Linked DNA regions of Homo sapiens: region 2 is linked to region 1. A link is a contact called in ENCODE Hi-C or POLR2A ChIA-PET data. All regions are on one chromosome and are shown on one strand. Each heading gives the region's core, a stretch centred on a gene start or an enhancer-like site at or near the end of the contact. The rest is flanking DNA. Distances are from core to core; before and after follow the strand shown.

Region 1 (5,491 bases), core at 815-3,314:
ACATCAGGAAGAACCCTGACCACCATCTCAGTAGAGACCTCCACATCAGTAGAGAATATATATCAGCATCAGTTAGAAGCACATCAAACCAGGGTGAGGCCAAAATGATTACCCCCTCCTTTACATCTCTCCCCTTTCCCAATCCTGAGGCTGAGAAGTGTGATAGAAAGACATCTCAGAACTAGACTATCCCCACCCTTCTCTAAGGTGCTGGTGCCAGAGGAGCAGGGAAAGAGTCTCTAACCGTCACCCCTCCCAGCACTCCCACTACAATCTAGCCAACAATAGCGGAGCAGGATGCTTTAAAACAGACATGATATTGGAGCTTGAAACGGGACTGCAGTGACCTTTAATAATCTAAATAATCGGCCAGCCGCGGTGGCTCACGCCTGTAATCCCAGCACTTTGGGAGGCCGAGGCAGTGGATCACGAGGTCAGGAGACTGAGACCATCCTGGCCCACATGGTGAAACCCCGTCTTTACTAAAAGTACAAAAATTAGCTGGGCGTGGTGGCAGGCGCCTGTAGTCCCAGCTACTTAGGAGGCTGAGGCACAAGAATCGCTAGAACCCAGGAGGCGGAGGTTGCAGTGAGCCGAGATTGTGCCACTGCACTCAAGCCTGGCAACAGGGCGAGACTTCATCTCAAAAAAAATAAAATAAATAAAATAAAATAAAATAAAATAAAATGGGGAGACTAGTTAGATGGCTACCGCAGTACCCCAGATGAGAAATGATGTAGCCAGGAGCATGAGGGTGTAAATGAGAGGAAGTCAATGGATTAGAGATGAACTTTGGAAGTTCACATCCAGCGGATTGAATGTGGGGGTAAAGTGAAGGGAAGCATCAACACATTCCCCTAACTGGTGTGAGGAACAGAGAGAATGGCCATGTCATTAACTGAAATGGAGAAACCTGGAGTGTGAAGAGTTCTGACGGGAAAACCCGAGTTCATTTTGGGACACGTTAAGTTTGAGATATCTGGAAGCCAGCTATGTAGATATGTCAAGTAGCCAGTTGGATGTACAAGCATGGAGCTCAGAAATGAGTTTTGCAGGGGGAGATATAATTTTAAAAGCCATCCACATATAAGTACTATTTAGACTTGTGAAAGAGAGCATAGAGAAATAAAGAATGGGGGCCCAGAGCCAAGTCTGAAGAACACAGAGTTTGGGGAGATAAAAAAAGTCCCAGCTAAGGAAATAAAGGAGAATTGAGGTAGAGGGTAATATTATGCTACTTAGAGCTGATGAAGGAAAGAGTAGTATTATGAAGCCAAGAGACCAAATATATCAGGAAGGAAGGGGAAGGCAACTGCGTTGAATGTTGCTCACAGAGCTACTGATATGAGAAAAGAGAGATGTTCATTGTTTTTGGCAGCATGGAGGTCAGTGGTGACAAAGGTATTTTGCTGAAGTTGTGGGGACAGAAACCAGGCTGGAGTGGGTTAACATATGATCAGAAGTGAAGAATCAGAAGGTGTGTAGATGGGCAATACTTTCAACAAGTTTGACTTATTAAGAGGAAGAAGACAATGTGCAAGAGTGAAGAGTAATGTGGGTTGAAGTGTAGGTTTTCAATGGGATAATCTAATTCAGAAAGCAACTACTGAGTGCCTGGACCCTGCTAGGCATTAAGCATGCAGTGATGAACAAGATATGGTGCCTGTTCTCAAACAAGTCAGACATTTCCCCAAGCATAAGGGCTCACCTGGCCATTTAAACCAAGTGCTGGAGATCCACGAAGAAGAAAGGGGTCTCCACTGCTGAACCTCTTGGCCTTGTTCAGTGTATCACAGGTTCTGAAGTCAGACAAACCAGCCTGCAGTCCTGGCTCTGCACCTGTTACATATGTGACCTTGGAGAAGGTCCTAAACACAAACCTCTCTAAACCTCAGTTTATCCAGCTGAGAACATCAAAGCCTTCTCTGCAGCTTAAATCAGATAAAGTATTTAAACTGTAGGGCACAGTCTTGCAATTGCAATTAAAAATGGCAGCTATTCTAATTACTATTTGCTGACTTCCCATACCCCAGCAAAATTTGGATTGCCACCAGTGTGTGCTTCTGTTGAGGCTCTTACTAAACTGTGTTGTCTATCTACATATCTCACTTCCCCTTTAGGACAGGAAGTAGAATTTTATTTGAACTAAAAGCCAACGAAATGCCGGCCAGGTGCAGTGGTTCAGGCCTACATTTTCAGACCCTTGGCCAGTTGAGCCCATGAGTTAGCCCAGCCCGGCCAACATGGTGAACCCCCTTTTTTATTAAAAACCCAAAAATTAGCCAGGTGTGGTGGCCCATGCCTGTAATCCCAGCTGCTCGGAAGGGTGAGGTGAAAAAATCCCCTGAACCCGGGAGGCGGAGGTTGAGTAACCCGAGATCACCCCATTGCACTCCAGCTTGTTTGACAAAGGGAGATTTTGTCAAAAAAAAAAAAAAAAAAAAAAAAAAAAAAGAGAATAAAGATAAGGAAAACCAACAGGAGAGTCATTCCTTAGGTAAAATGAGCGGGACAAATTAAAAATTGAGTCAGGGGAGGCACGGGTGTTGATAAGAGATAAATCAGAGTCGGCCAGGCAGAGGGGCTCAGGCCTGTAATCCCAGCACTTTGGGAGGCCAAGGCAGCAGATCATTTGAGGCCAGGAGTTTGACACCAGCCTGGCCAACATGGCGAAACCCCATCTCTACTAAAAACACAAAAATTAGCCGGGCATGGTGGTGCGCACCTGTGGTCCCAGCTACTCCAGAGGCTGAGGTGTGATAATTGCTTGAACCCAGGAGGCAGAGTTTGCAGTGAGCTGAGATCGTGCCACTGCACTCCAGCTTGGGCAACAGAGAAAGACTCTGTCTCAAAAAAAAAAAAAAAAAAAGAAAGAAAGAAAGAAACCAGAGTCCAAGATAGCAGTTTCTAGGATAGAACTCCTAGGATTAGGCTTCTCTAAGCAATGTACCTTGTTTTTATTGAGACAGGGTCTCACTCTGTCATACAAGCTGGAGTACAATGGAGTGATCATAGCTTACTACAGCCTTGACCTCCTGGGCTCAAGCAGTACTCTAGCCTCAGCCTCCCAAGTAGCTGGGAATACAGGCACATGCCATCATGTCTGGCTAATTTTTTTGGTTTTTAGTAAAGATGAGGTTTCACTATGTTGCCTAGCTGGTCTTGAACTCCTGGGCTCAAGCGATCCTCCTGCCTCAGCTTCCCAAAAGGCTAGGATTACAGGCATAAGCCACCACACTCAGCCCACAATGTACCTTCTCCATAAGGAAAGAGCTCACTGGGGGACAAGGCCTAGAGGCAGAGAGTGGACAGGATGCAATGAATTGGGCAGTACAAAGTCTGTATACAGAGAGGCCTGGAAACTGCAACAAAATAAACTGTGAGGCCCTGAAGAAGAAGTGGGAATTTGGGGGTAGAAGTCCAATCTGAGATACAGAGGAGACTGATGGAAGACTGCCCAGGGCTGTGCCAGAGCCATGACTCCAGCCACTCAGAAGCCCAGGATGATGGTCAGTGCTTTGCCGGCTTAGGCTTACTCAGGAGGGGAAGCTGGGGCCGAAAATGACCAGAGAAGCTTGGCTTGGGTCATGTGAGGAGCCTGCATAGTTACAGGCCAGCTGGGAGTCCTTGGTCCCCCTCAGTCACAGGCTCATCTGCCATGGTGCTGTTTATCTTCCATATGGCCTCAGATGACCATTCTTCCCAGAAAGTCTGCCTCAATGTTCCCAGTTTCCACCAACAAATTCAATTTGACAAACATTTATTGAACACCTCTAGGTGCCCTATACCAGTTCCTGGGGACACAAAGCTCAGTGACCCTGTGTCCCTGTCTGGGGGGAGAAGTGTGTGGCTCACAGCCCAGTTTCCCTGAGAGCAGAGGAGCAGGAAGCTCAGTATTTCTTAGGCAGGCCGTCAGGTCTGAAGCGGTCGGGGTCTTTGCCACTCCGGCCCCATTCCTCAGCTTTCTCGTTGGACTTCGAGTCCTCCAATACAGTGCTGCTGTTTCCAAATAAATAGCAGTCTATTAATCCCTGAAGATAGACCCTGGAACGGCTGCAACCCAAAGAAAGGAGACAGGAGATTAATCTCTTGACTCACCTGCTCACCTGAGACAGCTCCACCTGCTAACTCCCTCCTCTTCTCCCACCCAAGTAATGACTGAGAGGAGGCTGGAAAACTCAAGGAAAGGGGAAGAAAACTATCAATCTTCTTGGGCAAAGGCCTAAGTCTACTGATACTTGCGCTCTGCAACAGAGTGCTTTCCCTTTTTTTTTTTTTTTTTTTTTTTTGAGACAGGGTCTCATTCTGTTGCCCAGGCTGGAGTGCAGTGGCTCAATCATGGGTCACTGCAGCCTCGACCTCCTGGGTTCAAGGGATCTCCCACTTCAGCCTCCTGAGTAGCTGGGACTACGGTGCATGCCACCACGCCTGGCTAATTTCTTTTATTTTCTGTAGAGATAAGAGTCTTGCTATGTTGCCTAGGCTGCTCTTAAATCCCTGGGCCCAAGAGATCCTCCCACCTTGTCCTCCCAAAGAGTTGGAATTACAGGTGTGAGCCCCTGCACCCAGCCCCTGCAACAGTGTGCTTTCAAGACCTCTCCTCAGTTCTTACTTTCCCTTGTGGGTGAAAGGAGACATGTCTTCACCAGCCTTGCTCTGGCTCTGCCAGCCACCCAGACCCCAGGAGTATGTGGAGGAGGGGAAAGAGCCACAGGTTCTCCTGACTCTCAAGACAGATAGGCACTGCTGGCCTCTCACTGGAGTCCCCGGGAATCTGTGTTACCTGATGAGTTTAGCAGCCCAGACACCCCCAGGTCCTCTTTGGGCAGCATCATAGTTTCCCCGAGCATAGAGATATCTGTTTGAATTTTGGTGATTGGATATCATTATGTCCCAATAGGCTCTGCCCATGTCCCCAACCCCTGGAAAGAAAAAAAATGACAAAAATGAACCCAGTGACATACTGGAGAAATGTAGAAATGAACATTTTCCACTGATTTCCAGATTTTGGCCCTTGACAAAATAATCCTTTGAAATCATACGTGGAGATAAACATTACTTCCTGTGAACAGCTTCCCTGAGTAACTGTAAGGAAGGTGCTTTTCCATGGATTACATTGAATTGTATTGGTTGGCAGTTGTCATGCCCTGGGCTACATCTTACATGGGTCTGTGTGTGCTGTGTACAAAGAGGGGACGCTCATGTGAGGAATGCTTTTCCATGGATTACATTGAATTGAATTGGTTGGCAGTTGTCATGCCCTGGGCTACATCTTACATGGGTCTGTGTGTACTGTGTACAAAGAGGGGATGCTCATGTGAGGAATGTCACAATGGAGAATAGTACTACAGATGTAAGATCCAGGGACATTACAAGGGACTTGGTGAGAAGAGGAGGGGGCTGCACATCTACCATAGCCCATAAGAAAAATACATCCTTACCAGCTGAGTGAGGACAACTAGGACTTGAATAAATCTGACTGCTATGGGCA
Region 2 (5,491 bases), core at 1,078-3,577, 400 kb after region 1:
AGGTGCCTGTAGTCCCAGTTACTCAAGAGGCTGAGACAGGAGAATTGCTTGAACTCAGCAGGTGGAGGCTGCAGTGAGCCGAGACCATGCCACTGCACTCCAGCCTCCAGCCCGGACGACAGAGTGAGACTCTATCTTAAAAAAAAAAAAAAAGAAGAAGAAGAAATTTAACTACAGTCTTATCCTATTCCTCAATAGTTTCTTTTGTGACTTTAATTCCACATAAAAAGATAAGAATTATAATGCTGGTAACTAAATCAAACTTCTAGGCTTACTAGCTTTGGCGGGGAGAGGTCAGAGAATGCATGATTCATAAAATATATGGCTATATTATCTATTGATTTTTTTTTTTTTGAAATGAAGTTTTTCTCTTGTTGCCCAGGCTGGAGTGCAATCGCACGATCTCAGCTCACTGCAATCTCCGCCTCCTGGGTTCAAGCAATTCTGTCTCAGCCTCCCAAGTAGCTGGGATTACAGGCGCACACCACCATGCCCGGCTAATTTTTGTATTTTTAGTAGAGATGGGGTTTCATCATATTTGTCAGGCTGGTCTCAAACTCCTGACTTCAGGTGATTCTCCCGCCTAGGCCTCCCAAAGTGCTGGGATTACAGGCCTGAGCCATTGCGCCCATCTATTAAATTTTAAATTACTTTTTTCCCCTTTTTGATTCTTCTGTTATTCCAATCATAGATAATGCATATATTATGACATATACACATATTTTGAAATTTTCTGCTTTAGGATTATCTGTCTGCTTTTCTCCCAGCAGCTACTGGCTTTCAGAATAAGAAATGACTTAGTTCTGATTCTTCCACAGAACAGTACTGGGCATCAAAGCTAGTACTATCTTTGACCTTTACTGAAATTCAATAAGATCTAGAATGAAATACAGACCAAATTATGCAAAGATGAATGGTTACTAGACCCAATATTGATTCATCTGGAAAATTTACAGATGCTTCTAGAAAGTAAATCTGTTGATCTGGGTTTCAAAGGTTTGAGTCTATACCTTCAACATGCAAAGCTTATGACTCACGGCTTAGAGGAATGGTTATTCAGAGTTCTTGGGATAAGGGATGGCTGTGTGTGTGTATATATACATATATTTATAAACATAAATATAGACCTTTTTCAGATCAATATTTTCAAAGGGATAAAAGAATGAACTAGCCTCAGAAGACAAAAAAAAGCTGCAGAAGAGAAAAAAACGAATATTGCAATATACGAATATCTAGGAAATGCAGAGCACTTCGTCGGAGCTCAATAAATTCTAGCTGAATTGACTTTGAGAGCCGTTTTAGTTCTATACCTCACTGCTCAAACCGCAGGCATCACCATGCAACTTATCGGTTTACAGCTGTGCTGTGGGTACCATCTGAAAATCTGGAAATGATTAGCTTATGCAAAACAGCCATAACCCCCAGAAACCAGGCGCTCTCCACCACTTTACCATTTAAGTCTTACACCGCTCTTGCGACTGTAAGCGAACTGACAAACATCTACTGACCAAATGGGACCTAGATTTTAAACAAAGACTGAAATCTGGAAGGCTACAAGTAAACAGAAGCTGAAACTAGCTCACCTATTCTGTTGGCCAAGGATTTCGTGGAATCTGCTAAACTTCTCTTCCCAAAAGATGATACCTATCCCCTGGGAGGTGATAATTTAATCACCTCGGTGGCTGAGTGGGTGGGGCCGAGTCAGAGAATTCTTTCAAGAAATCGCTAAACGTTTGACTTGAAGATCGATGAGAAGCCAGCCAAAAAGCTATCAAGCCAAGGACCCCAAACCCCCTAACTCCCTTACATACATATTTCCTTCCCAATCTCTAGGCTGAAGTTTATGTGGAAGCCAAAAACTACCAGCGCTAGAATCCACAGCGTGCCAGGCACAGCTCACTCACGGCTTTCACGCAATTCTAGCTACAACACCCAAACCGCAAAGTCCCTGTTGCAGGGGTAAATAAGCCGGCGAAACCCATTCACAGGAAGGCTCCCGCGTCTCGTCCCAAGCTCTTTTCTCCCGAGTTCCCAAGAGTATAAACCCAAGAAAAGGAAATAAGGCGTCCGGGTCTTTCCTCTCCCGGAGCCGATAGGCGGCTGCCCAGAAGTTCCATGGGCCACACACATTCCGAACTTGGAAGACTAGGGTCCCCTACATTGATGCCCCAGCTGCTACTTACCGGCACATTGTTGACACCTTGTCCCTTGGAAGCTATCATGAGAATTTCTCTGAAGTCCATGTTGGGCCGAGGCGGGAGAGACTGGGCCAGGCACTCGGAAAGGACTGACAGCGCACCTAACCGAGGCGCCCAGCTACAGCCAACTGCACTGCCTCGGGAGCCCCACTCCCACCCCGCCTCTGCGGGACCACTTCCGGCGCCTTCCTATGCCGTCTGCCCGCCCCCTTCCCTCCACGGCCTATATCCTTTCAGGGCCGCCACAGCGCTCGCGAGTCCCTGCGTAACTTCCGCTTTTAGGCCGAGACACGTACAAACGTGATACGTGGCTGCTGGCGTCGACCCGAGGGGCAGGGACTAGGCATTTTAGCAACCAAGGGGGTGTGGCTAAGCGAGAGAGCGGCTTCCCTGGTGGCCCGGGCGCGCGGTCTTGTCATCTTGTTGCTCCTTGTGAGCGCTGGGTAGAGAAAGTGAGGGGGTAGAGGGTTTACTTGCCAGGCCTGGGTTCTCTGGGTGTCACGGGTAGGCGCTTAGATCCAAAACGGCGGCGCCACAACAGCTGAACAGACGGATCTCGAGCCGGGGTTTGGGCTACTTGTGTCTAGGCGCTCGCGAAGCTGCGCAGGCGCACACAGCAGCGCCGTGGTCCTGTCTTGGATGCCCATTACTCATCAAATTCGGCCACATGCCGTGCGCTTACCTCCTACTCAGATGCACGCGTGCCGGGGATGGGGGCACGCGCTTACTTCTTTTGCCCCGTTTAGAAAGTAAGTTTTATGTGGAGCAGCCAACCTGTGTTTTTGCTCAGGCAATGGATTAAGGAATTTCACATACAGACCCAGCCTTGACATAACTTTGGTGTACTGATGAACATATGCTTCATATTCATATTCATTGGGATCCTAGTCCTGACTTCTTTTGGAGAGTTATCTTGGATCTGTAAGGTCATTTCGACTTAGCAAAAACACTGAAAATAATTAGGCAAACCTGGGTCTGCAAGTGGGAACCCGCCAGGGGATTGATAGCAAACAGGTACTCGGGATCTTTTCGGTGGGATGGAAATGCCTCCAAACTGGATTGTGGGGATGGTTGCACTATACATGTACTAAAAATCGTACACTTAAGACGGGTGAGAATGATACAGTATGTAAATATGTCAAGCTGTTAAAACATGCTAGACAGGCCGAGCGCGGTGGCTCACGCCTGTAATCCCAGCACTTTGGGAGGCCGAGGCGGGCGGATCACGAGGTCAGGAGATCGAGACCATCCCGGCTAAAACGGTGAAACCCCGTCTCTACTAAAAATACAAAAAATTAGCCGGGCGTAGTGGCGGGCGCCTGTAGTCCCAGCTACTTGGGAGGCTGAGGCAGGAGAATGGCGTGAACCCGGGAGGCGGAGCTTGCAGTGAGCCGAGATCCCGCCACTGCACTCCAGCCTGGGCGACAGAGCGAGACTCCGTCTCAAAAAAAAAAAACAAAAAACATGCTAGACAAAGCTGCTGGCTCTTACTCTTTGATGGTTTAATGCTGCGAACGTAATTCAAAATCAAAGCTGTTGGAACTTTAAGTTATTTTGCGCCTTAAAAGAATGTTATTATGGAACCTGAGCTACATAACAGGCAGCTGCGTTTGTTCCTCTGATTATAGATTAGCCTTTCTTTCCTACATCGTTTTGTGAAAACACAGGGAGAAGACAGCCATGTACAAACCAAGGAGAGAGACCTCAAGGTAACCACACCTTGATCATGGAATTCTAGCCACCAGAATTGTTAAGACAATAAATGTCTGTTGTTTAGGCCACCTAGTCTGTGGTACTTTGTTATTGGCAGCCCTAGCAAACGAATACACTGGCATATGGTGTTTTCAATTAATGCCAACCATCATTTCTCAAGGAAGCTCTTCCTGAGCTATCTCAGGGCCCCTTTTATAAATTCTTACAGCCCCCCAGTATTTCCCTTCATGCAACATTTTACAGTTTGTAATTACATATTTGTTCTTTTTTTTTTTTAAACTATTGGCTATATCTGTGATAGACAGAGCTATGAAAATGGGCATAAGCCTATTTTACCCATCACTATTTCCATCACCAGCACAGTTCCCTGCTAATGCACATAAAAGTTGCAACAAAGATTTTTTGACCAAATTAATGAATCGATAAGTGGAAAGCTCCCAAGATTCAATATTGTAGTACTTAGCATACATTGAGCCATTACTATATGCTTAGTGCTTGACATGGATTATCTGACTTGATCATGAGTGTTGTATAAGGCATTTCCTGTTACTGTTTTATAGATGAAAAGCTGAAGCTTGAAGAGATGAAATTAGACTTATACTGTACCATTAGTCAATCGGAGAGCCAAGACTAGAACCCTTAGATTACCCAAACCAGACTCTATATTTCAGTTAGCCCATTTGAACTGGTACAAGTCTATGTACATGGAGTTATAATGTAAAAAAGGGCTTGGATTAGGTAACTAATACCTAGTTAGTCAAAATCAAGAACAACTGCTGGAGGTGGGAATGAGGTAAGGAATGAGAGGAGCAATTTTCCTGTATCCTTGTAAAACATTCTATCATCGAGTTCAGCAAATACTTCCTGGGAAACTACTACTGTGTGCCCAACCTTATGGATGATACAAAGAAAGACCCATATCCTGCCTGCCTGATCAGAACTTTTAATTCTTGTGTGAACACAAGTAACAATTATGTAAAACAGAAAGTGCTAACTGTATTAGGGATACAAAGTGTGGGGAATAGCGTTGCCAGATTTAGCAAATAAAAATGTGGACATCCAGTTAGGATCTTGCTCTGTCACTCAAGCTGGAGTATGGTGGTGCAATCACGGCTCACTGCAACCTCGACCTGGGCTCAAGCCATCCTCCCACCTCAGCCTCCCAAGTAGCTGGGACCACAGGTGTATGCGACCACGCCTGGTTAAATTTTGTATTTTTTGTAGAGATGAGGTTTCACCATGTTGCCCAGGCTGGTCTTGAACTTCTGAGCTCAAGTAATCTGCCCGTCTGGGATTCCCAAATTGCTGGGATTCCCAAATTGCTGGGATTATAGGCATGAGCCACCATGCCCAGCCCATCCAGTTAAATTGGAAAGACATACACCAAAAATCATTTGTTGTTTATCTGAAATTCAACTTTAGGTGTCTTGTATTTATCTGGCAACTCTAGAAGTGTTGGAATTCCAGCTACAACATTACATTTAGAGAGTGTGAAAAGCACATTAAAGGGTTGAAAGAACAAGTAGTGGGTGTATTTAGGAGAATGCTAGGAAATAAAGGTCAGAAAAGTAAGTGAAGGT

What was found. Hi-C counts contacts between places; a loop is a spot of excess contacts on that map. ChIA-PET counts read pairs that join two places held with the same protein, here RNA polymerase II (POLR2A). Pooled maps may share reads with other maps.
Region 2: a map with no recorded cell type shows a loop between it and region 1 (18-fold over the local background). The contact joins the promoter of SPTY2D1 here to the enhancer-like site in region 1. A Hi-C loop is called at or near these places in 11 of 37 single-sample maps with no recorded cell type and 5 of 50 pooled maps. POLR2A ChIA-PET finds 5 or more read pairs at or near these places in 1 of 52 experiments (activated CD4-positive, alpha-beta T cell).

The regions. Positions count from the first base shown.
Region 1 is chr11:18,227,612-18,233,102 of GRCh38, forward strand. SAA2-SAA4 (SAA2-SAA4 readthrough) reads right to left here. Exons shown (of 6, transcript NM_001199744.2): 5 at 4,784-4,922; 6 at 3,744-4,053. The coding sequence ends at 3,891. It overlaps SAA4 (serum amyloid A4, constitutive), which reads right to left. Exons shown (of 4, transcript NM_006512.4): 3 at 4,784-4,922; 4 at 3,744-4,053. The coding sequence ends at 3,891. Among named protein-coding and RNA genes, the nearest start is that of SAA4, 6.4 kb to the right of the region's middle. RefSeq lists a silencer at 1,770-1,819. Within about 2 kb of position 2,065, at least 2 of the 41 ENCODE cell types and tissues checked have a DNase peak (open chromatin) inside an H3K27ac peak, as active enhancers do.
Region 2 is chr11:18,632,015-18,637,505 of GRCh38, forward strand. It overlaps SPTY2D1 (SPT2 chromatin protein domain containing 1), which reads right to left and starts at 2,328. Exons shown (of 6, transcript NM_194285.3): 1 at 2,184-2,328. The coding sequence starts at 2,243. It overlaps LOC105376578 (a long non-coding RNA gene), which reads left to right and starts at 2,335. Exons shown (of 2, transcript XR_931097.3): 1 at 2,335-2,947; 2 at 3,866-3,979. RefSeq lists a silencer at 1,313-1,492 and an enhancer at 2,549-2,818.